Regions from separate parts of the Homo sapiens genome. Here all the other regions are linked to region 1. A link is a contact called in ENCODE Hi-C or POLR2A ChIA-PET data. All regions are on one chromosome and are shown on one strand. The core of a region is the stretch at or near the end of the contact, and the rest is flanking DNA. Distances in the headings are between cores, read along the strand shown. Region 1 holds the start of KRT10-AS1 (KRT10 antisense RNA 1). Region 2 holds the start of RARA-AS1 (RARA antisense RNA 1). Region 3 holds the start of IGFBP4 (insulin like growth factor binding protein 4). Region 4 holds the start of GJD3-AS1 (GJD3 antisense RNA 1). Region 5 has its middle 22 kb from the start of CCR7.

Region 1 (4,546 bases), core at 1,813-4,312:
TTGGAGGAGGCTTTGGTGGTGGATTTGGAGGAGATGGTGGCCTTCTCTCTGGAAATGAAAAAGTAACCATGCAGAATCTGAATGACCGCCTGGCTTCCTACTTGGACAAAGTTCGGGCTCTGGAAGAATCAAACTATGAGCTGGAAGGCAAAATCAAGGAGTGGTATGAAAAGCATGGCAACTCACATCAGGGGGAGCCTCGTGACTACAGCAAATACTACAAAACCATCGATGACCTTAAAAATCAGGTAAGAGGTATTTTTAAATCCAGCTTTAAGTATCTTGTCCATGTAATCCAGACAGATGAATCTTAAATTAAGCACAATGTGGCTGTTCACTATGCTTACCCATGTTACTTTCTTCCTTCAAAAATAACCCAGTCTCATCAAAGATAAACATCTGTGAAACTATGGTCATGGCAATCTTCATCCAGCAAGTGTGCTACTTGTCTTAAGAGGATGGGAGATTTACTAAGCACTTTTGAGGTTTTAATGAGCATACAATGAGTCCACAGTTAAAATATGCTAGGCTATTTACAAATGTAGAAACTGAAAAAAAAAATCATGATATGAATCAGAACAAAATGTTATTCAGACTGATAACAAGCCATATTCAGTACCAACATGGCAAGAAAAATAAATTTTCCAGTATGAAAATGGGACACTGCTTGCCTCTAAGGAATTTCTGAATTGTACCTATTGTGTACCAGTTCAGAGTGTATTTATTTATTAGTATTTATCATGAGTTAAACAAATGCAGGTGTGAGTCAGCCAAAGCATGGCTGAAATACATGGAAATCACATAGTCTAAAAGAGGAGGGCACACTTACAGGAATACATCTATATAATTCCAGTTAGTTTTCAGAAAGGAATAATTCGTGTACAGAAATACAAGACTGGAGAAATTCCAAGAGAACAAATAATTCAAAGTTAAGTATATGGGTAAGCCTGCAATATTTCATATTTAAAATAAAAAATTTTCCCAAGATTTTGTAAGAGAACAACATAAAAGTGCAGAGTGCATCTATGTCACTACAAAAGCCATATCTGCATCTGACCTCTTCTCAAATAACTGTGCCTCTCCCTCCAGATTCTCAACCTAACAACTGATAATGCCAACATCCTGCTTCAGATCGACAATGCCAGGCTGGCAGCTGATGACTTCAGGCTGAAGTAAGTTAAGTGATCGTTGTATAATACTATCACAACGAATACATCAGTGGTTTTTAACAATGACTTGGGATGCCCTCAATAACATTTACATTTTTCTGAATTCACCCAAAGTTAAATAGTATTGGAGTTATCTGAGAAATTTTCCATGTCAGTGTTACCTTTTTGGCAATATTAAAGGAAGAAAATGCATTTTAAAGTAACTGCTAAGGTTTTTTCCATTAAACCACTATTACTTCTAAGAGAACTGTACATGACAAATATTGCCATTACATGAGATCAACTATGTAGCTGCTTTTTAAATAGTCTCTGCCCAGATACATCTCCCCTATATAAGTTATAACCAGTATTGATATCATGCTTGTTTCAGGTATGAGAATGAGGTAGCTCTGCGCCAGAGCGTGGAGGCTGACATCAACGGCCTGCGTAGGGTGCTGGATGAGCTGACCCTGACCAAGGCTGACCTGGAGATGCAAATTGAGAGCCTGACTGAAGAGCTGGCCTATCTGAAGAAGAACCACGAGGAGGTGACACAAAAGTTATACTTTTCCCAGCCAAAAGAGAGTTCATTATGGTCCTCGTGTAGCCAATAAATCTTTCTGTTCCTCAAACAGGAAATGAAAGACCTTCGAAATGTGTCCACTGGTGATGTGAATGTGGAAATGAATGCTGCCCCGGGTGTTGATCTGACTCAACTTCTGAATAACATGAGAAGCCAATATGAACAACTTGCTGAACAAAACCGCAAAGATGCTGAAGCCTGGTTCAATGAAAAGGTAAAGTAATCTTCCTTATAGTGAAACTCATGGAGGTTTTATCATTTCAGAATTTCCTCACCCTTTTCCTTGTTTTTAATACTCTAGAGCAAGGAACTGACTACAGAAATTGATAATAACATTGAACAGATATCCAGCTATAAATCTGAGATTACTGAATTGAGACGTAATGTACAAGCTCTGGAGATAGAACTACAGTCCCAACTGGCCTTGGTATGTTAACTCTCATGAAATGACTTCAACTTTATCATACAAAGTTTCATGCTCACCTAAGAATATGCAATGCAACAAAAAAATGCAGAGTTGGAGGTAAGAAAGAGAAAACAAAGTGAAGCTCATGTTAATGGAGGAAAAGTACTACTAGTGTTGATCTAAAAGTGCTGAAACTGAAATGGTGCCATTAAACATACAACAAATTCTGTTCATTTTCTTATTCTTCTATATAATGCCTTACTAAATAATCAAATAAGCGTCACCATACTCAACTGAACAAGGAAGTCACTAAGCCACAAAAAAATCCGTTTCAGAAACAATCCCTGGAAGCCTCCTTGGCAGAAACAGAAGGTCGCTACTGTGTGCAGCTCTCACAGATTCAGGCCCAGATATCCGCTCTGGAAGAACAGTTGCAACAGATTCGAGCTGAAACCGAGTGCCAGAATACTGAATACCAACAACTCCTGGATATTAAGATCCGACTGGAGAATGAAATTCAAACCTACCGCAGCCTGCTAGAAGGAGAGGGAAGGTAAATTTTAAAATGAAAAGTTATCCCAGTTTCTTTTATTCAATATTCCAGATAGCAAGGCTTATCTAAACCCCAAGAAGATGCCAGAGAATGAGAGGAAGGGAGGAGAGAGGGTAGAGTACAGAAAAAGGAGTACGCAACCGCAATCTCACTTTCTCATGAATTTGGCCCAAAATGATTCTTAAGAGTTCTGTGAACTTAACATTGTTTTCAAAGGATGGGTTTTAAAATATATACCTGGCAGGGTTTTATTTTTTCAACACGTTTTGCTTATTTTCTAAATTAACGGCAACTGGAAAGCTACCCACCGTTTTCCAACGTTAGAGATAACCGAATGTGACCTCACCCCGTTTAGTTCCGGAGGCGGCGGACGCGGCGGCGGAAGTTTCGGCGGCGGCTACGGCGGCGGAAGCTCCGGCGGCGGAAGCTCCGGCGGCGGCCACGGCGGCGGCCACGGCGGCAGTTCCGGCGGCGGCTACGGAGGCGGAAGCTCCGGCGGCGGAAGCTCCGGCGGCGGCTACGGGGGCGGAAGCTCCAGCGGCGGCCACGGCGGCAGTTCCAGCGGCGGCTACGGTGGTGGCAGTTCCGGCGGCGGCGGCGGCGGCTACGGGGGCGGCAGCTCCGGCGGCGGCAGCAGCTCCGGCGGCGGATACGGCGGCGGCAGCTCCAGCGGAGGCCACAAGTCCTCCTCTTCCGGGTCCGTGGGCGAGTCTTCATCTAAGGGACCAAGGTCAGCAGAAACTAGCTGGGGTAATCAGAATTAGTTTTAACTTCCTGTGATGGTTTTTTTGCGCTTTAAGCTCTAGAGTTGTTTTAAAAAATTAAAAATCTTAGAGACGGTTCCGTTTGCATTTGTTCACAAACTACTCTTAACACCAGCCGTGAAAAATGGCATGATCAAAATGTCATACCTTAAGCATTTTTTTGGGCTTAACAATGTAAAGTTGAAATTTCCTTCTTTTTACAATATTTGCTTGTTAATTACTAAGGATCCCTACAGACTGTTTAAAATTTTTTTTCCATCATTCACACAGATACTAACAAAACCAGAGTAATCAAGACAATTATTGAAGAGGTGGCGCCCGACGGTAGAGTTCTTTCATCTATGGTTGAATCAGAAACCAAGAAACACTACTATTAAACTGCATCAAGAGGAAAGAGTCTCCCTTCACACAGACCATTATTTACAGATGCATGGAAAACAAAGTCTCCAAGAAAACACTTCTGTCTTGATGGTCTATGGAAATAGACCTTGAAAATAAGGTGTCTACAAGGTGTTTTGTGGTTTCTGTATTTCTTCTTTTCACTTTACCAGAAAGTGTTCTTTAATGGAAAGAAAAACAACTTTCTGTTCTCATTTACTAATGAATTTCAATAAACTTTCTTACTGATGCAAACTATCCCAATTTGTCAGAATTTATCTTTACTTAAGTACATAATACTCTTTAAAATTAAAGATTAGTAACCCATAGCAGTTGAAGGTTGATGTATCCAGAAATTCGGAAGACAGAACTATTGTCATGCCTTTTCTAAGTTTTTTAATCATGTATGTTCAGACCACCGTCAGTAAATTCACTGAGTAAAGTCTGTAAATCCCCAATATTACTCTTTAAGATACACAATATGTGGAAGGCTCCCAGCTCTCTGGCTTTAAATTATTTCAATCCTGGAAATTCTGGAATATCTCAAATAAAACCCCCAAAATAATAATAATTGGAAATTTTATATTTTCTAATTACCTGACTTCTCACCTTTGCCTTTTCTTACTTTCTTCCAGTTACTATATTACTTCTTCCCAATTGTTATATAGCTTGACATATCTTCTGACACCACCCAAGTAAAATCATATCACCCCC
Region 2 (4,602 bases), core at 731-3,230, 480 kb after region 1:
CATCCTGTGCACCCCCCTTGTCCTCTAATGCACCGAAATGAGGGCTCTGGGGAGGGAGGCAATGTCCCTAGGGCCCTGCAGAACCCAGGCCACCTCCTCCCAGAGCCAACCTGCTCTTCCCACCTTCAGTGGCAGTAAAGGGGAGAGTGGAGAATTCCCCAAGAGGGGGCTGGAGGCAGCTCCAGTCACCAGCGGACTTCCACACACCCAAGGGGACCCTTCCAAGGTGGTGGCATTGGCCCCACATATTCTAGACTGAGTCTAGTTGCCACCCTCAGACTCCGGGTCCTTCCTGTGCCTCAAGGCAAGCCCCCAGACCCCCATCACTCCCAACCTCACAGCCTCAGGACCCGAGTCCACTGACACCTCACTCACTTATATATGCACACCCACGCTCAGACTACGGGAACTGGAAACCCAGGCCTCTAGGTCTACTACCCCACCCCAGAATGGATGTGGGGACAGGTCTCCACTTCCCCATGTCCAGTGGTTTAGGGGAAGGGCTCACCAATACACTGCCTGTCCTACTCTCTGTGATCCTCCTCCCTCTCCAGTTCTGGGCCAGGAAGAGCTGAGCTGTCCCCATGGGCTAAGAAGAGACAGGGGCTGGAGACCAAGGTCTCAGATCCCAGCTTCTCTCCAGCCCTCTGGAGAAGGTGGCCAAGGCAGTGGAAGGGGTGACTCTGGCAGCCCTGCTCCAACTATCCCCCTAGGGGAGGGGGGTCTTGCTCCAGCACTGGGAGAATGAGAAAAAGGGTCCTAGAGTCATCCTCTCACTCTCTCTTCTTCCAAAGTCAAGGGTGATACCTTCCCTCTTGTGTCTACAGCCACACAGCAGATTCGGCCCTAGAGGAAATGGTCGGGGGCAGGACAATAGGAAAAGCTGGGATAGAAGTGGCTCTGGGAGGGCAGAGGTGGGCTGTCTGTCCATCTCAGGTCTCTCTTCTCCCAGCAAGAGGGGTGGGGTAAGTCCTTTGCCCTTCAACCTTCTCCAATCTGCCAGGGCCCCCCCGAGACCCACTCCACCCCTCCTCCCTGGCAGGCAGGAGGGAGGCAGCAGGTCCAGGAAGGTGGGAGATCCTCCACGGAAGAGCTTCCCCTCCAGCAAAGAGCCCAAAGCCCAGGAGGGGAAGAAACCTGAGCCATCTAACAATAACCCCCTTGCGCCTGCTCCCGCCCACCCAGTGTACACTGCCTCACAGCTGCGCAGGAAAATGCCCAGGTGTACACCCTGGTGCTCCGAGCTCCTGAGTGTGCACAGAGCCCTTCCTCCCAGAGGAGCCTGCACCCAGGCAGGGGGCAACAAGGAGAGAAAGTGACCAGGCTGCCAGGATGCTAGGATTCTCATCAGTGCCCCTCTTAGGAAGGCACAGCCCAGGACCTGGCCCTATCCCCAAGTGAAGTCAGGGTAACAAAAGGACTCGGTGGCGGAGCTGGGAAGGGATGCAGTCCTCATTTCCAGAGCAGCCCCAGACCCACAAAAACAAACTCATTCCCCAGAGAACAAACCGGATTAGGATTAGGGGGAGAGGGATTCTTCTCACCAGAGCAGCTTCTCCCCTCCACTCCTGGGGATGAAAGCCTCAAAGATGACAGCCAAGTGTCTGGGGCCAGGACAACAACCCCATAAGGACCCAGTGCCCCTTGCCAAGATGGAAGGTTAGGATGGCAGACGGGTGTCTGATGAAGTTGCCCCTTTCTGCCACACCCCACTGTCAATACCAAAGACACTGAGTGCTCCCCTGACACCCACTCTAATGACGCAAGAGCAAGGGCTGGGGGCAGCAGCTGTCGCACAGGAAGGGGCTCTCCCTCGGGCTTTGGCAAGTGGGATCTGGCGGGGGGGCCTTCCCCCGGGAGCAGACAAACCCACACAGACAGGACCTTTACCCCACCCTCCAGCCTGCTGTGAAGCTGTTGGATTCCAGGCAAGAAGATATAAACTGGGGGCAAGGGGCTTGGGCTTCATTTCTCCTGGAAGAAGTGAAACAAGAGATGAAGGAATGTTGCTTGAAAGAAGGAACTCTCAAAGTTCCTCAGCCCTAATCTAACACAAATTGCACTTAGGGTTACTGGGGGGAGGGTGCGGCCGGGAGGGTTCAATTGTCCAGCAAGGGCAACACGGGTTAAGTGAAAGGTAGAGACAGGACCTCCACTACACCCCGGGACTCTCACCCCCGAGTAGTAGTGGAAGCCCTACCGCCCACTCCCACCCCCTACAACAGCAGACTGAGAGGCCGGTACGTACAGTGGTTTGAGCCATTCCAAAGCGGAGTCCGGAGCGGGGTGGAGTACGGACCCGGGGCGGGGAGCCCCTTCTCTGGGAGCAAACAGGCCCGGTTCTGGTTATAAAAATCCACCACTAGGAAGGGATTAGGGGTGGGACCCCCCACTTCTACACTCTCGTACATCTTTCCCCTCGAAGGCAAGAGGTCCGAGCTGGGAAGTCCTGCGCGCCGCCCCCGTCACTCAGCCGGCGGCGCCATCCGAGCAGAGCAGCTGGGGGAGAGGAGACGTCCCCTCGCCCCGACTGGTGACCCGGGCAGGGGGCGCCCCCTGCCCTGAAGTCCCCGCGTCTAAGTCCGCCGGCCGCTCCGCCAGTCCCGGTGAAAAGCAGGGAAGTTGTGTGTGCTGGGAGGGGGGGTCCGTCGGCTCTCCCAGGGAAGCCTGGCGGGGCCCGGGAACTCAGCGGCTTCACCTCGAGGGGACTCCCGTCTAGAGTCTCGTGGCGTCCGAGGCAGAGTACAGCGGCTCCCCAAGTCCGCAGGCCGGGGGCGGGATCAGCGCGGGGCTGGGGGTCAACGAGCACTTCCTCCTCCCAGCCGGGGATCCGGGGCTTCTCCAGGGATTCTCCGTGGCGAGGATTCCGGGTGGGGGTGGGGATCCCGCGCGGTTCCGCCCCCGCCAGGCCAGGGGCAGCTGGCGACTCGCTCGGTCTCTGGTGGTACGCGCCACGGCCCCCCCACCCCAGCTCTGCGCGCCCCCTCCCCTCCGGGCACCACCCCCTTTCCACCGCCCCGCCCCGTCCAGGCACCGCCCCTGGCTTAACCCATTCCCGGCGCGTCCGGCTGCAGCGGGAGAAACGCAGGGAACCGAGAGGGAGAGGCGGCATGTGGACAGGCAAGTGGGGGCAGCCTGGGAAGGGGGAGGAGAGGAGAGAAGCAGGAAGGGGGAAAGGCTCCAGATGAGGAGTACACAGAGTACAGAGGGACGCCGAGTACAGGGAGAGGAGGGGGCTGCGAGGGGACAAGGACGGAAGAGGGGCGGGCGTCCTCCCTTGTACCAGTTCCGGCTCCCAGGCTCCCCCAAGGTTTGGTCAGTCCCTGGCCGAGCGAAGCCGTGGTGGAGGAGGTGGTGGGGCGGGGAAGAGGGGGGTGGTCCCGGTGTCCTCCCCTTAACACACACCCCCACCCAGGCCGGGCCTCATTTGCCTAATGCAATGCGGCTGAACTCTCGCTGAACTCGCCTGGCGGCGCCTCACCTCCGAGTGACCCACCCACCGCTGCCCGTGACATCACCCGCTCGCCAGCCCGCCCGCGGGGCTCGCCCGCCAGCCCCCTGCCCGGCCGAACCGGGCCACCTCCCCCGGAGACGCGGAGAGCGGCGGCAGGAGGCGTAGGGCCGGGTCGCGCGGGGCCAAGTGTTTGGCACCCGGGTGTGACATTGTGCAGCTCGGACGCTGTGTCGGAATGAGACACCGGCTTGTGTCATTGTCTGTGACATCATGTGTGACTCCGGCCGCCGGAACCCGACGCGGCAGCGCGGGTGCTGTTGGCACAAACACAGGCAGAGGGGGCCCTCCTCCCCACGCTCTGCGTGCTTCCGGCGAGCAAAGCCCCGCCCAAGGTGTCTCCTAGCTGGGGAACCAGTACCGGCCCCTGGTGCACTGTCCAGCTCTGGAGAGATAAAAGGAAGAGCTGGTGCCTTCCAGTGGACTACTTCATCCTAGAAGCCCTCGGGATGCACGTTTCACTGGAAGAAAGGCCTAGCTTGGGTAGGTCCCTAGAAAGAGGGGATACCCCTGGAGGAGGGGGTATCCTATTACCCCCACTCTCTAAAAGGAAGGATGGAAATGTACATGCTACCCAAGGACATTCTTCTAGAAGAAGCCTGGCTCTTTATATATGTTGTCATTTTATCCTCACAGCAACTCCAAGAGATGTTTTACAAATAAAACAGGTCTCAGCAAGGCTATGTGGGTTGTCCAAGATCACATTACTAATAATAAAGAGTAGAGCAGGTATTTGAACTTCCTGCTGCCAAAGCCCATGTTCTTACCAAGCTAGGCCAATTCAAGGTATTTTTCTGAGCACCTTCTATGTGGACACCCTGGGGAACCTGCCCTTGTAGACCTTAGGGAGCAACAGCCATTAAGCAAATAATCACTGTATGCACACACAATTGCAAACTGAGATAAATGCTATTATGCTCTGAAGAATTAACATAGGTACCTAATTTAGGTTTAACTAAATTAGGGAAGAACTCAAATAAAACAGACCTACCATAAGAGAAAGTTTGTAAGTTAATCAGGCAAAGAGTAGAAAGGAGTGTAGTTCCAGTTAAAGGGCGAGTCTGTGCAAAGGCCCTGGGGTTACAGCAGTT
Region 3 (4,713 bases), core at 1,786-4,285, 380 kb after region 1:
ACCACCATGCCCAGCTAATTTTTGTATTTTTAGTAGAGACGAGGTTTCACCATGTTGACCAGGCTGGTCTCAAACTCCTGACCTCAGGTGATTCACCCTCCTCAGCCTCCCAAAATACTGAGATTACAGGTGTGAGCCACTGCACCCGGCCTACTTTTTTTTTTTTTTTTTTTTACGAAATAGAGTCGCCCAGGCTGGAGTGCAATCACGTGATCATAGCTCATTGTAACCTTGAACTTCTCATCTCAGACTCCCAAATACCTGGGACTACAGGCATGAGCCACTGCAGTTGCCTATTTTTTTTTTTTTTTTTTTGTAGAGACGGGGGTCTGGCTATATTGCTCAGGCTGGTCTCGAACTCCTGGCCTCAAGCAATCCTCCCAAAGTGCTGGGATTACAAGCATGAACCTCCACACCCAGCCCCTAGATATTCCTGGAGGCCAGTTTGCATTATATCCAGAGGACAACCACAAAATTCTCATGCCATGCCCTCCCCAAACCCCTAGGGGATCTTATTTTCCTCCACTACAGGATGGAGTATTCCTACCCAACCAGAGGATGAGGTATTCCTACCCAGCCCTTTGAGGGCTCTTCTGTCTTGCATTCAAAGTGCTGAGAGAGGAGGAGGCTACCAGCCATCCTTATCTGGTGCCAGATACCCTCTGGCTGGTGGAGGATGGAGATTCAAAGGGAACGTGACTCTGTTGTACCCCGCGAACCCAAGGGCTCGGCCCTTGCTCCCTCCCAGTCTCAGTACCCCTCCTCTACCATTGCCACTGGCATCTCTGCCCCAAGATTAGCGACTTTCTCCCCCAGGACCCCCCTTCCCAGATATGCTGGGTGCCAGGCTGGCATTTCTCCTAGAATGTTTTCTGCTGACCCATCTCTCCCTACCCAGGGGCAGGAAGGGCAGAGAGGCCCGAGGCCCAGACCCCTGGAGTCCACCTCCTTCCTGTTTTCCCTGCATCCTGCTCTCCTCGGCTGACAAGCTGCAGAGGATTGAGGAAGTGGAGGGTTTGGGTCCCAGGACAGGAAGCTTGGGGCTGGAGTCCCAGCATCCGGACTGCAACAATGGAAGCTTCAAGCACCAGGAAAAGAGACAGAGACAGACAGAGGCACAGGAGAGCAAAACAGGGTCGGAGATGGAATGAGAAACAGAGGCATAGATACAGAAAGACAGACAGAGAGATTCCCAAAGTAACAGGGAAAGACCAACAGTGACAGAGACACAGAGAAACAGCAACAGAAAGAGAGGGAGAGAAGCAGAGCAACTGAAACAGAAACACAGAATAAGGTGGAGAAAGAAACGCACGATGGGCAGAAGACACTGAGGAAAACAGAACTCGAGAGCATGACTAGTGAAACTAGAGGTTGAGAGACAAATCAGGAAGAACAAAAGAGCAAGAGAAAGAAGGAAAAGAGACTGAGAGTCTAAGGAGAAACTGAGAAACAAAAAAAGAAAGTGTAAGAATGAGGTTAGGGCAAGGGCCTTCTCAGAGTCTCTCTCTCTCTCTCTCTCTCTCTCTCTCTCTCTCTCTCTCTCTCTCTCTCTGTCTCTGTGTGTGTGTGTGTGTGTGTGTGTGTGTGTGTGTGTGTGTGTTTCTCTCTCTCTCTCTCTCTCTCTCTGTTTCTCTCCCCTGGCGCCCTGGCCCCTTCTCTATTCCCTATCCCACACACATGAGGCTCCTGCAGCTCTCGGCTAGGAGCCAAGACTTTTCTACCACCTCAAATCCTACCTGCCTGGAGAAAAGAACAGGGGGCCTGTATACCAGGGCAGGCAGAGGTGTCCAGGCCTGGCAGAGGGACCCCTGTCTTCCCACTGCCTCTCAAACAACAAGGTGACCTGGCTCTGGGCTTTGGGGAAGGGCAAGTCTAATGCCCCTCAACGCCAAAGTCCCTCTAATTTGTATGTCCCACTCCACCACTGGACCATGTAAAAAAAAAGTTCAGGCCCTGGCTCCCCAGACCACTGGGATTTCACCCTCGGCCTGGATCAGGAACAGAAAGCTTTCCCCACTCCCTCATCCTCCCCAACACACACCCCACCACCATCCTCCAGTTCTCTGGCCCTAGACAGCTGACTTAACTGGACCTTAATCTGCCACTCCTGCACCAGCAGCCAGGCCTCCCACTGGGACCCCCTTATCAAACAGACAACCCTTGGAGGTTTGAGATGGAGCGATGGGACAGTCTCCCTTGGTGGTGGCAACAGGCTGCTAGGGACTCGGTAGCAGTTTCCTTGATGAGCCTGTCCCATGCCAGTCGGGCCCTGCCACGTACCTGCCTTCTCTTCAACTCATAGGGGATTTTTAAGGGCCTTCCAGGGCGGCTGGAATGGGGAAGAAGCCGCTGGGAAGGGAGCGCACTCAGGAGGGAATTGGGAGGCCAGGGGTACCTTACCAGAGGGCTGCAGGCTTTCCTGGATGGCCTCGATCTCCGCCAGCTCCATGCACACGCCTTGCCCGTGCATCAGTGTGTGCAGGGGCTTCTCCACCCCTCGGGGCGGGTAGCAGCGCAGGCCCGAGCCGCAACGGGGGGTGTACACCCCGCAGGGCATCCCCAAGCCCAGGGCGCAAGTGGCGCAACAGCCGCAGCCCGGCTCTCGCACCAGCTCCTCGCAGCCCACGGGGGGGCGGCAGCGCGCCAGCTTCTCCTCGGAGCAGGGCGGGCAGTGGATGGCTTCGTCGCCCAGGCTCGGCCCGGGCCCGGCGGCCAGCAGCAGGGCGGCCACGAGGCAGAGGGGCAGCATGACCGCCCGAGGACTGGGCGCGGGCGCGGGGCGCTGGGCGCAGGCGGGGAGCGCGGGCGCGCGGGCGAGCGGCGGAGGGCACACGGCGGCAGCGCCTGGCGCTCCTGGAGGACCCGACCCGGAGGGCGCGGGGAGACGGGGCGGCCCGGCGGGCGAACGGGGACGTAGCGGGGGAAGTTAGCAGGCGTGCCGGAGGGGAGCAAGCCTGGCCGCCGAGGCGCTGCGCCGCATCCTCGGCCCGGCCCAGGCAGGCGGCGGGCGGCGAGGGGCAGGGGGCTGAGCGGCTGCCCGGGACCGGCTCCCCCGGACTTTATACCGGTCCCTGGCCACACCCCCAGCGCCTTCCCAGAGGTGGGGGAGCCGGGGCGGGCGAGGGGGAGAGGGAGAGGCGGCCGTTAGGGGGAGGGGGCGCTGTCCTGAGTCGCCGCCGCCGCCGCCGCCGCATCTGAAAGTCCTTTTCTGCCGAAGAAGGAAGCGGCGCAGTTTGGAAGCTGTAGCAGGCGCCCAGAGTGCCTCTGAACCGGAGCCCCGGAGGGGAGGCAAGGGAGAAGGGAAGCCAAGGGGCTGCTGCGGGGCCCCCTTTCCCGACCTCGGAGGAGTCTCGTCCCGCCCCGCCAAGGCGGCCTCAGTCTCCCACCGAGAAAGGGACTTCCTAGCCCGGACTCCCGGCTCTGCGGATCCGGTCTTCCTGGACAGAGCCCTTTCCACCGCACCCCGGTGCTTCCAGCCTCAACCGCTGGAGACCAAGCCTCCTGAGGTGGGGTAAAGCGTACAGGCACAGCTAGGGGCACAGAAAGGCCTGGAGGCCCTAAGACGTTAACAGGCTCTTGCCACTTGCCCCTTGCAACCTCTCCCGCCCCCGCAATCTCCCCAGGGCGCATTTGGGCCCTGGTCCACCCTGCTTCCCCAAGATGGAATCAGCAGAACTCCCGGGGAGGGAGGTGCCGCCGAGCCTCTTCCTCCTTCTTGGATGTTTGCCTCTCAGGCCCATTCAGACCCACTCGTGGAGGGAGGCAGGCCTGGGAGATTGCCACTTGCAATGTGCAAGTTTTGCGTTGAACAACTCCAGTGGGGCACCATTCCTTGTAATCATTGTGTATTTGTAGAGCTGTTGTGATCATTTCCCAGATGGCAGTGAAGGATTTGAGGGGCCTGCAGCAGTGACTCACACCTGTAATGTCAGCACTTTTGGAGGCTGAGGCGGGAGGATCACTTGAGCCCAGGAGTTCAAGACCAGTCTGGGCAACGTAGTGAGACCTTGTCTCTACAAAAAAATTTTAAAATTAGCCAGGTGTGGTGGCGTTCACCTGTGGTCCCAGGTACTCGGGAGCCTGAGGCAAGAGGATCACTTGAGCCCAGGAGTTGGAGGCTGCAGTGAGCTAGAATTGTACCACTGCACACCAGCCTAGGTGAAAGAAGGAAACTCTGTCTAAAAAAGAAAGAAAGAAAGAAGGCCGGGCGCGGTGGCTCACGCCTGTAATCCCAGCACTTTGGGAGGCCGAGGCGGGCAGATCACGAGGTCAGGAAATCGAGACCATCCTGGCTAGCACGGTGAAACCCCCTCTCTACTAAAAATACAAAAAGTTAGCCGGGCGTGGTGGCGGGTGCCTGTAGTCCCAGCTACTAGGGAGGCTGAGGCAGGAGAATGGCATGATCCCGGGAGGTGGAGCTTGCAGTGAGCTGAGATTGCGCCACTGCACTCCAACCTGGGCGACAGAGCGAGACTCCATCTCAAAAAAAAAAAGAAAGAAAGAGAAAAAAGAAGGCCAGGCGTAGTGGCTCATGCCTGTAATCCTAGCACTTTGGGAGGCCAAGGTGGGCAGATCACCTGAGGTCAGGAGTTTGAGACCAGTCTGGCCAACACGGTGAAACCCCATCTCTACTAAAAATACAAAAATTAGCCGGGCGTGGTGGCGCATGCCTGTAATCCCAGCTACTTGGGAGGCTGAGGCAGAAGAATCGCT
Region 4 (5,147 bases), core at 1,212-3,711, 460 kb after region 1:
TATTAAGAAGTAGAGAATCCCAGCTACTCAGGAGGCTAAGGTGTGAGGATCACTTGAAGCCAGGAGTTCAAGATCGACCTGGGCTATGTAGAGAGACCCCGTTCCAAAAAAGATGTAAAGCTGGAAGGAAACTTGGGGGTCAGCTGGACTGGCCGCCTTTGTTGACAAGGCAGGAAAGCCTGGCTCAGTACCGCCGAATGATTTGTCCAAGGTGAGCGGTGGCAGAGCTGGAACCAGAAGCTGTTAGATGTTTGCTGCCCCTTAAACTCCAGCACCAAACCTCCCTCTGTCCCCGAAGACCATCTTCACAGGGCATGGTTAGTGCGTAGTGGATCTAGGCTCCAGACTGAGGGTCTGTCTGGGAAGGGCTTCTAGGAATCCCCCAGCTTCCTCGATAAAGGATGTGGCTCTGGTTACCCCCCTCCCCCATTTCCAGATGGAAATTTAGCTAAAGAGTGAGGGCCACAGAGCCCAGCAAGGGGCGTGGTCCGTGCCTGTTCCCAAGGGCGGAGCCAGCCAGCAGGGTCACCCTGTTCCTTTAAGAGAAGGGGGAGCGCTAGCCCCTCTCAGCCATCCTGTCCTGTCCTCCATCCTGGCCAAATCCGAAAGGGAAAATGAAAGAGGGAGCAGGAGGCGCCGGTCCCAGCCACCTCCCAAGGTCCCTGGCTCAGCTCTGACACCCCAGTCCCGGCCCCAGGGTGAGTGGGGTTGGGTGGCGGTTTAGGGGCACCAGGGGCGTGTGGGGACCTGTGTAAGTGTGGGGTGGGGAGGATCTCAGGAGATGTGGAGGCTGGAGGCACAGGAGGCCAGGGAGGAGGGAGAAGCCTGGCGTCGCACTCCCACCACGCTGGGGTAGGAGGGCAGGGACACCTCCGACAAAGGACCCTGTGAGAGTTATGAAAGCGGAGTTGCCTCTGTACCAGCCCCCCACCCTGAGAGGAGTTCACTGCAGTAAAAATGGTGAGAGAAATGGTGGGCCAAGAAAGGAGTGGTCTCGCTGCCTCTGCCACTCCCACTCCTCCCATGGGCACCAAATTGGGTCTAGCGTCTCGGGTTCGAGGCTCCACTCTTCCCACAGCATCCTTGACAGCTAAGGGCACCGCTGGGTTTCCGCTTCCGAAACCAGGCAAGTCAGGGGCTGGTCCAGCTGATCTCCAAGGTCCTTCCTAAGAATCTGGGATCTGGAGGATCCCAGGGTCGAACGGAGACGGCTCAGGGGGTGCGGCTAAAATGCAAATGGGGGATCCTCCCCAGCACCCATCGGTCCCAAAGAGAAGGTAACCCATAGCTGAGCGTCGCCTGCTCCCCTCGGGCCCTCCCGTGGCCCTCCGTTTCATACTGGTCTCATCGCTAAACCCGGGCCTCTCCTACCTCACGACTCACCCTGAAGTCAGAGAAGGTCCAACGGACCCCACCCCGATAGGCTTGGAAGGGGCAGGGGTCCCTGACTTGCCCCATCCCCTGACTCCCCGCCCCGCGTCCCCAGCGCCATGGGGGAGTGGGCGTTCCTGGGCTCGCTGCTGGACGCCGTGCAGCTGCAGTCGCCGCTCGTGGGCCGCCTCTGGCTGGTGGTCATGCTGATCTTCCGCATCCTGGTGCTGGCCACGGTGGGCGGCGCCGTGTTCGAGGACGAGCAAGAGGAGTTCGTGTGCAACACGCTGCAGCCGGGCTGTCGCCAGACCTGCTACGACCGCGCCTTCCCGGTCTCCCACTACCGCTTCTGGCTCTTCCACATCCTGCTGCTCTCGGCGCCCCCGGTGCTGTTCGTCGTCTACTCCATGCACCGGGCAGGCAAGGAGGCGGGCGGCGCTGAGGCGGCGGCGCAGTGCGCCCCCGGACTGCCCGAGGCCCAGTGCGCGCCGTGCGCCCTGCGCGCCCGCCGCGCGCGCCGCTGCTACCTGCTGAGCGTGGCGCTGCGCCTGCTGGCCGAGCTGACCTTCCTGGGCGGCCAGGCGCTGCTCTACGGCTTCCGCGTGGCCCCGCACTTCGCGTGCGCCGGTCCGCCCTGCCCGCACACGGTCGACTGCTTCGTGAGCCGGCCCACCGAGAAGACCGTCTTCGTGCTCTTCTATTTCGCGGTGGGGCTGCTGTCGGCGCTGCTCAGCGTAGCCGAGCTGGGCCACCTGCTCTGGAAGGGCCGCCCGCGCGCCGGGGAGCGTGACAACCGCTGCAACCGTGCACACGAAGAGGCGCAGAAGCTGCTCCCGCCGCCGCCGCCGCCACCTCCGCCACCGGCCCTGCCCTCCCGGCGCCCCGGCCCCGAGCCGTGCGCCCCGCCGGCCTATGCGCACCCGGCGCCGGCCAGCCTCCGCGAGTGCGGCAGCGGCCGCGGCAAGGCGTCACCGGCCACCGGCCGCCGAGATCTGGCCATCTAGGGGCGGGCACCGCCTCGCGCGGACTGGACGGCGAGGGCCGGACCCCGCCACCTCCGCCCGCACCGCAGAAGCCGGAAGCTGCTTCCACCAGAGCTGTCGCGGGACCTGCCCCGGCAGGAGACGCGTTGTGGGGACGGCCCGCGGGCGGCATCGCACTTGCCTCGTACTGCCTCCCAGTGGCTGCCGGCGGCACCTGGGGCAGGCCGGGCTGGGGGCGGAGAATGAACTCAGGCAGGTCCTGGATGCCACCACCCAGGTGGAAAGGAAGGAGACCAGGACCCTGAGAGAGAGTGGACCCGAGGGGGAGAACAGAGCGGAAGGTGGAGAGTGGTTGTTTTACTGGGGACAAAAACAACTGTGATGCCAGCATTCTCAGGCACTCTCTGTGTTCAGAGAGAGAGTGGTCCCCCTGTGGGCTCTCTGCGAGTGTGCATACACGGACACATAAGCACTGTGAGCTGTGTGCACGCGCACCTGTACACCCTGTGTGAGCGCTGTGCATGTGCGCGCATGTGTACACCCTGCGTGAGGCCCACTTGTGCACACAGACACACGTAACCCTCCCGGGTGAGCTGTGTGCACATGCACACAGAAACATATGCCCCTTGAGAGCTGTGTACTCACATCCCTGTGAGCTTTGTGTGAGTGCATTGTGCACACACGCACATGTCCATTCTGTGTGGGCTGCGTGTGCACACCTGTACACAGAAACATCCTTGTGCGCTATGTGTGCATGTGTACATCCGGCGTGACCTCTGTGTGTGCACGCGTGTGTGTGTGATCTCTGATATGCACTGCGGGGGTGGCCAGGATCCGATGCCAGCTGCAGCCACAATGGCTCCCTCCCTACCACCCTAACCCAGCCCACCTGCCAGGGCATCACAGGAGGTCTGTCCCCCCCTCCCAAGAGACCCCGCCCAGGGAGGGAAGAGGAGGAGAGGCTCCCTTTCCCCGGGCAGGCCTCAATCCTCGGGAGCCTATGAGCAACATCCTCACAGTACCCCTTGTGGCGAGGCGGGGGCTGGGCGCTTTCATGGAGGTGGGGTGGGGGTGGGCGGCGGGCCAGAGGGCAACCCAGACGTGTGTTATGCCTCCCTCCTCCATCTTCATCCTCCCCGCCGCTACTGCTCCCCCAGGCTATAAACGGGAAAGTCCCTTCTGTCCTCAGGAGAAAGCTCCCAAAACACACGCGCTCCCGGCCCTGCCTTCCCTTCCAACCACCCCCTTCTTCCTACTTGCGGGCATTCGAAGAGCTGCTGCCTATGCAGCGCATCCCCCTCCTGTGTCTCCCCTCCCGTCTGCCCTCCCCCTTCACCAGCCAGTGGGCTGCTCTCCATAAGATCACCCAGGACCTAAGCGAGAAATCCAGGGGCCGTCATCGGACTGCACCTTGCGGGCCTCACCGCATCCTGCCTACCAGGCTGTGCGTTCCCCGCCATCACCCCACCCTGTCCTTCTGAGTTCCTGGCGTCTTTCTCAGCTCTCCTGTGCCCCACACAGCAGTGGGAGGTGTTTCTGAATAGCGCCCCCCACTTAAACCCGGGACTGAGGGCAGCACCCCTGCCCTCAGGGTGAGTCAAGCGCCTTCACAAAGCTTCCTTCTGAAGCCCTGCCCCTGTCAGGCCTTCGACTCCACAGCACCGGCTTCCAGGTGTGCTCAGAACCATAGGGAATTTTCTCTTCTAACAAGCACCAGACCTGCTTGCTGCCAAGCGTTTGAACGTGCTGTTCCTTTGCCCAGAGTAGCCGCTGCTTCCTGCAGCCTTCTCCTCCCCTAGCTAATGCCCACCCACCTATTGTTGTCACTTGGGAAGAAAACAGACACCTTCAAGGAGAGGGCTCCCCTGGTAGCCCCCACCCCAAGACAGAGCTGGATGCCCCTCGCTTCCGTAGGGAAAGCACTTCTCCTGCAGGATGGCATTGCTCTCTCCCCTTCCATGGCACGTAGTATGTGCTCAGTAAATATGTGTTGGATGAGAAACTGAAGGTGTCCCCAGGCCTACACCACTGCCATGCCCGAACACTATCCATGCTATGGTGGGCACCATCTCTCTGATGACAGTTCTGTGTCCACAACCCAGACCCCTCCACACAAACCCAGATGGGGCTGTGCCGCTGTTTTCCAGATGTATTCATTCAACAAATATTTGTAGGGTACCTACTGTGTGTCAGAAGATGTTCAAGATCAGCATCATCCGATGGAAATAGCATATGAGCCATGTATGTAGTTTCAAGTTTTTCATTAGCCACATTAAAAAAGTAAAAGGAAACAAATGAAATTAATTTTAGTCACGTATTTTATTTAACCTAGCACACCCAAAGTATTTTCATCTTAATGCCTCATTGATATTAAAAAGTATTAAGGAGATAGTTTACATTCTTTTTTTCATACTAAGTCTTCCAAATCTGCACCCACCTAGCCAATTCTTTCCTCTAGAGATTTAGCAATGAGCCTCGGCTACAGCGGGAGACTCCGTCTCAAAATAAATAAAACTAAATTAAAAAGAGATTTAGCTGAGAGAGGCCACCTCTTCCAGGAAGGCTTCTGAGCCCTGCCCCAAGCGTGATTCAGTGCCTCTGCCCTGCACTCCCGTAGGCCTGTCAAGCCTGTTGCAGCTCTGCCCAGGTGGCATCCCGGTCACCTTCCTCTGGCTCAGTCTCTCTGCGGAGGATGGGCCCTGGCTCAGTGCAAAGCACATCAGCCCTGGAGGACCACACTCCACAGCAGTGGATCTCACATGGGGGTGATTTTGCCCCCCAGGGGGGCGTTTA
Region 5 (5,027 bases), core at 2,307-4,806, 280 kb after region 1:
TTTGTGGAATGGGATAGCCAATTCTACATTGCAGGGTGGCAAGGCACACACAGACACAACACCTCCTGGATTCCTGCAGCAATCAACAGCTCGTCTCGTGATCAGGCCTGCAATCTGATTCTTGGCACAGGAACTCCAGACCCCCTCATTACAGCAGACATTTGGAACGCGTTTATTTCCCATCTTCTCCTGGTCTCACTTCACACCTCACAGCCAGGTACAAGCACAGAGGTGGATGTAATTCATGGCCTCATGGCCACCATCACTTCAGGGACCTTCAGGATCCTGCAGCCCCATCCTGCCCCACCCCCTACCCAAACCAAGCAGGACTCCAAGGCCTGGAAATTTTTCTTCCTCCTCTATTCTTTTTTTTTTTTTTTTTTTTTTTTTTGAGACGGAGTTTCACTCTTGTTGCCCAGGCTGGGCAATGGCGCGATCTCGGCTCACCACAACCTCCGCCTCCAGGGTTCATGCCATTATCCTGGCTCAGCCTCCTGAGTAGCTGGGACTACAGGCACCCACCACCATGCCCGGCTAATTTTTTGTATTTTAAGTAGAGACAGGGTTTCACCGCGTTAGCCAGGATGGTCTCGATCTCCTGACCTCATGATCTGCCCGCCTCGGCCTCCCAAAGTGCTGGGATTACAGGTGTGAGCCACCGCGCCTGGCCTCCTCCTCTATTCTTTACCCCCAACCTGTATTCTCCACCCCCAACCCTAACCTTCCTAATTTATTTATTTATTTATTTATTTATTTATTTATTTAGAGACAGAGTCTTGCTCTGTCGCTAAGGCTGGAGTGCACTGGCTCACTGCAACCTCTGCCTCCCAGGTTCAAGTGACTCTCCTGCCTCAGCCTCCCGAGTAGCTGGGATTACAGGCATGCGCCATCACGCCCAGCTAATCTTTGCTTTTTTTTTTTTCTTTTTTTTGACAGAGTCTCGCTCAGTCGCCCAGGCTGGAGTGCAGTGGCACGATCTCGGCTCACTGCAAGCTCCGCCACCCGGGTTCACGCCATTCTCCTGCCTCAGGCGCCCGAGTAGCTGGGACTACAGGCGCCCGCCAATATGCCCAGCTAATTTTTTGTATTTTTAGTAGAGACGGGGTTTCACTGTGTTAGCCAGGCTGGTCTCGAACTCCTGACCTCTAGTGATCCGCTCACCTCGGCCTCCCAAAGTGCTGGGATTACAGGCATCCCTATTTAAAATTGTCCCAGCCTCTGTCCCTTCCCTGAAAACCCCATCATTCTGTTAGGTGATACCAGATTCTTAAAGAGTGATTCGGGAAAAACGAATGGGCCCTAAGGGGCATGCCAGTGTGCCCCATTCCAATTACAGTCACCCACAGGAGAGAGGAAAGGTCGTCCAAGTGGCCACCAACAAGAAACTATTTCATCAGATTTCTTTTTTGTTTGTCTGTTTGAGACGGAGTCTCACCCCGTCACCCAGGCTGGAGTGCAGTGGCGCGATCTCGGCTCACTGCAACCTCTGCCTCCCGGATTCAAGTGATTCTCTTGCCTCAGCCTCCCAAGTAGCTGGGACTACAGGCACGCACCACCACATCCAGCTAATTTTTGTATTTTTAGTAGATACAGGGTTTCACCATGTTGCCCAGGCTGCTGTCAAACTCCTGACCTCATGATCCGCCCACCTCAGCCTCCCAAGGTGCTGAGATTACAGGCGTGAGCCACTGCGCCCGGCCTATTTCTTCAGATTTCTTATAGGACATAAGTCACTCAGATCCCCTCACAGGCTTTCTGTCAACTTACTGAGAGGGAAACTGAGTCAAGGAAGAGTGAAGTGACTTGGGTGAGCAGCAGAGTTGAGGGTTGTGGTCTTTCTGATGTGCAGTCTCCATGAGACCAGATCCAGAACAATCCATGCCCCACCGCACTAGCACACAGCTGGTTCCCATTCCCCAGGCGTGGGAAACAGCCGGGCTGGTTGGAGGCCTGCCAGGGTGGGAGGTCTGGTCACCAGGTGCCCCAGGACAGGGAGGAGGGGGCAAAGCAGGGGGTCCGGCATTCAGATTCCCATACTGGTCTCACCGTTTATCATCCGTGTGACCTTGACAAGTGCCTTCTCCTCCCTCGATGCAGTTTCCCCGTTTGAAAACAGGTGTGATGTTGTTAAAACCTCCCTGGAGTGTTACATTAAACGAGGTAGTGGATGTACAGCTCTTCGTAAAGTGTAAAGTGATAGAGAGGGTAACAATAGACACTCTTCCATAACAATAGCTGGAATAATCGCCTCTGCTGTGGGGACCTCAGTGGCTAGTTTAGGGGTCATCTTTCCCCGTGAGATGAGGAATTACTCCCCTGTGACACACGAGGACAGAAGGCATTTGCTTTGGTTACAGAGTGAGGGGACTGGCATTGCTGAGCCTGTGTGCTCCCACGTCACGTGGTCCCTGGCAGGTCCCCACTTTGCCCCTGTCTGACCAAAGCTCCTCCCAGGAAGGGAGACTTTAGGCCCCAAACTTAGCAGGTCCAGACCAACTCCTGATTGGCTGGCCTAGCCCAGTGCCTGGCACATCATAGGTCAAAACATGCTCGTGGAATAAATGCTCATGAATGGCGAATGTGGGGTCTTCCCACACCCTTGACTCATAAGTTTAAAATCTACCCAAAAACCCCAGCATTGCAGAGACATGCCCAGGCAGACAGGCCCCTCTGTGGAAAGAGCTGTTTGTCATGGCTAAAGGTAAGGGCCCCATTTCAGACACTGTCCTGGAAGAGTCCCAGACAGTCAACAGATGACCCTGCCTTTTAACATCCACCCCATCCCTGCCAAGCACAGGGTCCCGGGCTCTGACGCAAGCACCTCTGCAAATAGATGTCGTTTCCATGGGAACTGAAACCCCAGTTTGTTTTTCCCTCCAAGGCACTCTGTAATTTCCAGCACAGTCTGTGCAACGTCAGCCTGGTAACCTCGTGCTGAGCTGTTCTCCGGGTCTGTGTCCAGCACAGGGAGCTGAGCTGACCTAGAGAGGTCATGGCAAGACTGTGCTCCCAGAAGGGCCTCCAGAGTTCGTGGGCACCAGCCCCTGCCTCCCCCCTGCAGAGGGGTACCCAGTAGATAGGTGGAGTCAGAGACGAGTCCTTGAACCTCCCTAAGGGAGGCCTGGGGGGTTAGGGGGGAGTGGAAGGACGGGGGCTCATTTCCAGTAAGAAGTGGGAGGGAAGGAAAAGGTCTCAGTCTGGAAGCCTGGGCCCCAGGGAGGGCGGGCGATGGGTAACAGATGATTTCTGGCTGCTAGAGGAGGGTGTGCTCTCAGCAGTTGGATCATTAGCCTCTATTGTCTGAGCCTCCGTGAGGAAACAGCCGTGGAAGCAAAAGCAGAGGCGAGAAGGACTTGGGGAGATGGAGGCGGAAAGGAGGGGGAGGAGGTTAGCGGACGAGGCAACGATGAACTTTAAGGACAAGATGCCAAGAGGACGGAGGAGGGGCTGCCGTGCCAGAAGAGTGCTGCCCCCTGTCCCCAGCACCATTCAAGCTTAGGGCCTGGGGAGGCAGGTCCTTTCCTGCTCCAGCCTTGAGATGACCAAGGCCCCAGCCAACACCTTGATGGCCGCCTGTGAGAGACCCAGAGCCGAGGACCCAACAGAGGCCCAGGCTGCAGCTGACATGCTCCGGAGTCCTTCCATCTGCCACGGGGAATGGACAAAGTGTTCCTCCAACCCCTCGGGGTGGCCTAGGGGCCCTCAAGGACCCCAGAAGGGGAGTCTGAGGCCAGAGTGAGAACCGGGATGCCTTTGAACTAGCTCTTTGGCCCCTCTCTCTCTCTTTCTCAGTGCCCTCAACAATAACACCTGCTCTCATGCTTCCAGGGCACTGTGGGCGAGGTGAGGACTCCGGTGTGAAAGTGCGACTGCCAGAGCCTGGCTGTTGTTACTACTACCCATGGGGGGGCCCTGCCCGCACCTCCCACCCCTCCACCGTGTCCCGAGCCACAAGGCAGAGTGACTGCCTCTCTTCAGCCACAGTCCCTGGGTTATTCAACAGCGGCTACCAGGACAGGCAGCCAAGGCCCTAAAGAAAGGGAGAGTAATGCTAGGAGGGAAACAGGACATGGCAGGCAGCACCCTCTCCCCAGACTGGCATCCATTGCCACTGCTTCCTGGGGGCCCTGTAGCCTGGTGGCCCCATACCCTGGCCCTCATACTCTAGCCCAGCCTCAGCATCTCAGGCCACCTCCCCACTCCACCTTGCGGTTAACAACAACAGTCAAACCACTGACCTGATTTTCTGCAGAGAGGAAAAGATAATAGGGCACCTCGGTGCATGTTCGCATGCACACACACACAAACACAGACACACACACACATGCACACACATACATGCATGCACACAGACATGCACGCACACACTCATGCATTCACACGCGTACACTCGCACACATGCACACACACACACACGCACGCATGCACACACCCCCACTCAATGGAAACTTTCTCTGTCTCCTTGACAGGAACCCAGCCCTGCCAGGGAGCTTCCTCAGGTAGAAAGTTCAGTGTTTATCTGCGGTTGATCAGAGGCCCGAGTTGAGTTCCTGGAGCCTCCCTGGGTGAGCACCGCCGGCCTGACCTGCCTCCCCTGCCCAGGGACAGTGCCTCTGGCCTGTCTAGGTCTCTGTGGGGTATCTGCTTTCTCCCTGAACTCTTGGCATTGTGCTGGGCACTGAGAAAGGGATTGATAAGACCCTTGACCCTCAAAAGAGCCAGAGAGACCTGGGATGGGAATAATTCCCAAATAAACCAGTGCTTCCCCTCCCTAAACTTTCTCATAACTCAGGGTCCTCCAAGCCTCAAAAACATCTCAGGGCCATGTTCTGCCACATACAAGTGATGAGGTGTCCTCAGAGTAAGTTCTCAATGGTTGGCGACTGTTCTTATTTTTCATCACATCAAAGGGCAGCCACCTTCCTCCGCCAGTGGGGCAACTGAGTGCAGGAGCTCCGCGCCCCAACCACCCACTCAACTTGTGGTCTTGGCGATGTACAAAGTGTCACAGCCGGAAGGGACACGAA

The links. Hi-C counts contacts between places; a loop is a spot of excess contacts on that map. ChIA-PET counts read pairs that join two places held with the same protein, here RNA polymerase II (POLR2A). Pooled maps may share reads with other maps.
Region 2: a pooled map shows a loop between it and region 1 (4-fold over the local background). The contact joins the promoter of RARA-AS1 here to the promoter of KRT10-AS1 in region 1. A Hi-C loop is called at or near these places in 1 of 37 single-sample maps with no recorded cell type and 6 of 50 pooled maps. POLR2A ChIA-PET finds 5 or more read pairs at or near these places in 2 of 52 experiments (AG04450 and K562).
Region 3: a loop to region 1 is called in a pooled map, with 6 times the contacts of the local background. The contact joins the promoter of IGFBP4 here to the promoter of KRT10-AS1 in region 1. A Hi-C loop is called at or near these places in 3 of 37 single-sample maps with no recorded cell type and 6 of 50 pooled maps. POLR2A ChIA-PET finds 5 or more read pairs at or near these places in 1 of 52 experiments (activated naive CD4-positive, alpha-beta T cell).
Region 4: a pooled map shows a loop between it and region 1 (4-fold over the local background). The contact joins the promoter of GJD3-AS1 here to the promoter of KRT10-AS1 in region 1. A Hi-C loop is called at or near these places in 1 of 37 single-sample maps with no recorded cell type and 7 of 50 pooled maps. POLR2A ChIA-PET finds 5 or more read pairs at or near these places in 3 of 52 experiments (AG04450, HEK293 and K562).
Region 5: a pooled map shows a loop between it and region 1 (2.6-fold over the local background). The contact joins the enhancer-like site here to the promoter of KRT10-AS1 in region 1. A Hi-C loop is called at or near these places in 1 of 168 maps with a recorded cell type or tissue (Calu3) and 5 of 50 pooled maps. POLR2A ChIA-PET finds 5 or more read pairs at or near these places in 11 of 52 experiments (CD8-positive, alpha-beta T cell, GM12878, HepG2 and 8 more).

The regions. Positions count from the first base shown.
Region 1 is chr17:40,817,661-40,822,206 of GRCh38, reverse strand. KRT10-AS1 (KRT10 antisense RNA 1) reads right to left here and starts at 3,062. Exons shown (of 3, transcript NR_160888.1): 1 at 2,999-3,062. KRT10 (keratin 10) reads left to right here. Exons shown (of 8, transcript NM_000421.5): 1 at 1-248; 2 at 1,090-1,172; 3 at 1,540-1,696; 4 at 1,784-1,945; 5 at 2,033-2,158; 6 at 2,473-2,690; 7 at 3,046-3,420; 8 at 3,725-4,090. The coding sequence ends at 3,731. RefSeq lists an enhancer at 1,353-2,552.
Region 2 is chr17:40,340,514-40,345,115 of GRCh38, reverse strand. It overlaps RARA-AS1 (RARA antisense RNA 1), which reads left to right and starts at 1,980. Exons shown (of 3, transcript NR_110861.1): 1 at 1,980-2,240; 2 at 2,426-3,120; 3 at 3,416-4,249. The region is part of intron 2 of RARA (retinoic acid receptor alpha); the gene reads right to left. RefSeq lists enhancers at 337-887, 1,988-2,537, 3,002-3,051, 2,538-3,088, 3,124-3,702 and 1 more and a silencer at 3,392-3,621.
Region 3 is chr17:40,441,772-40,446,484 of GRCh38, reverse strand. IGFBP4 (insulin like growth factor binding protein 4) reads right to left here and starts at 3,035. Exons shown (of 4, transcript NM_001552.3): 1 at 2,401-3,035. The coding sequence starts at 2,749. RefSeq lists silencers at 2,829-2,878, 2,889-2,938, 2,949-3,138.
Region 4 is chr17:40,360,159-40,365,305 of GRCh38, reverse strand. It overlaps GJD3-AS1 (GJD3 antisense RNA 1), which reads right to left and starts at 2,461. Exons shown (of 1, transcript NR_186704.1): 1 at 1-2,461. It overlaps GJD3 (gap junction protein delta 3), which reads left to right and starts at 569. Exons shown (of 1, transcript NM_152219.4): 1 at 569-4,654. The coding sequence starts at 1,491. The coding sequence ends at 2,375. RefSeq lists silencers at 2,118-2,227, 2,258-2,337, 2,458-2,527 and an enhancer at 2,355-2,649.
Region 5 is chr17:40,540,645-40,545,671 of GRCh38, reverse strand. No RefSeq gene overlaps it. Among named protein-coding and RNA genes, the nearest start is that of CCR7, 22 kb to the left of the region's middle. RefSeq lists enhancers at 2,545-2,714, 2,995-3,124. Within about 2 kb of position 3,556, at least 30 of the 41 ENCODE cell types and tissues checked have a DNase peak (open chromatin) inside an H3K27ac peak, as active enhancers do; they include CD8-positive, alpha-beta T cell and GM12878, where a contact is called at or near this core.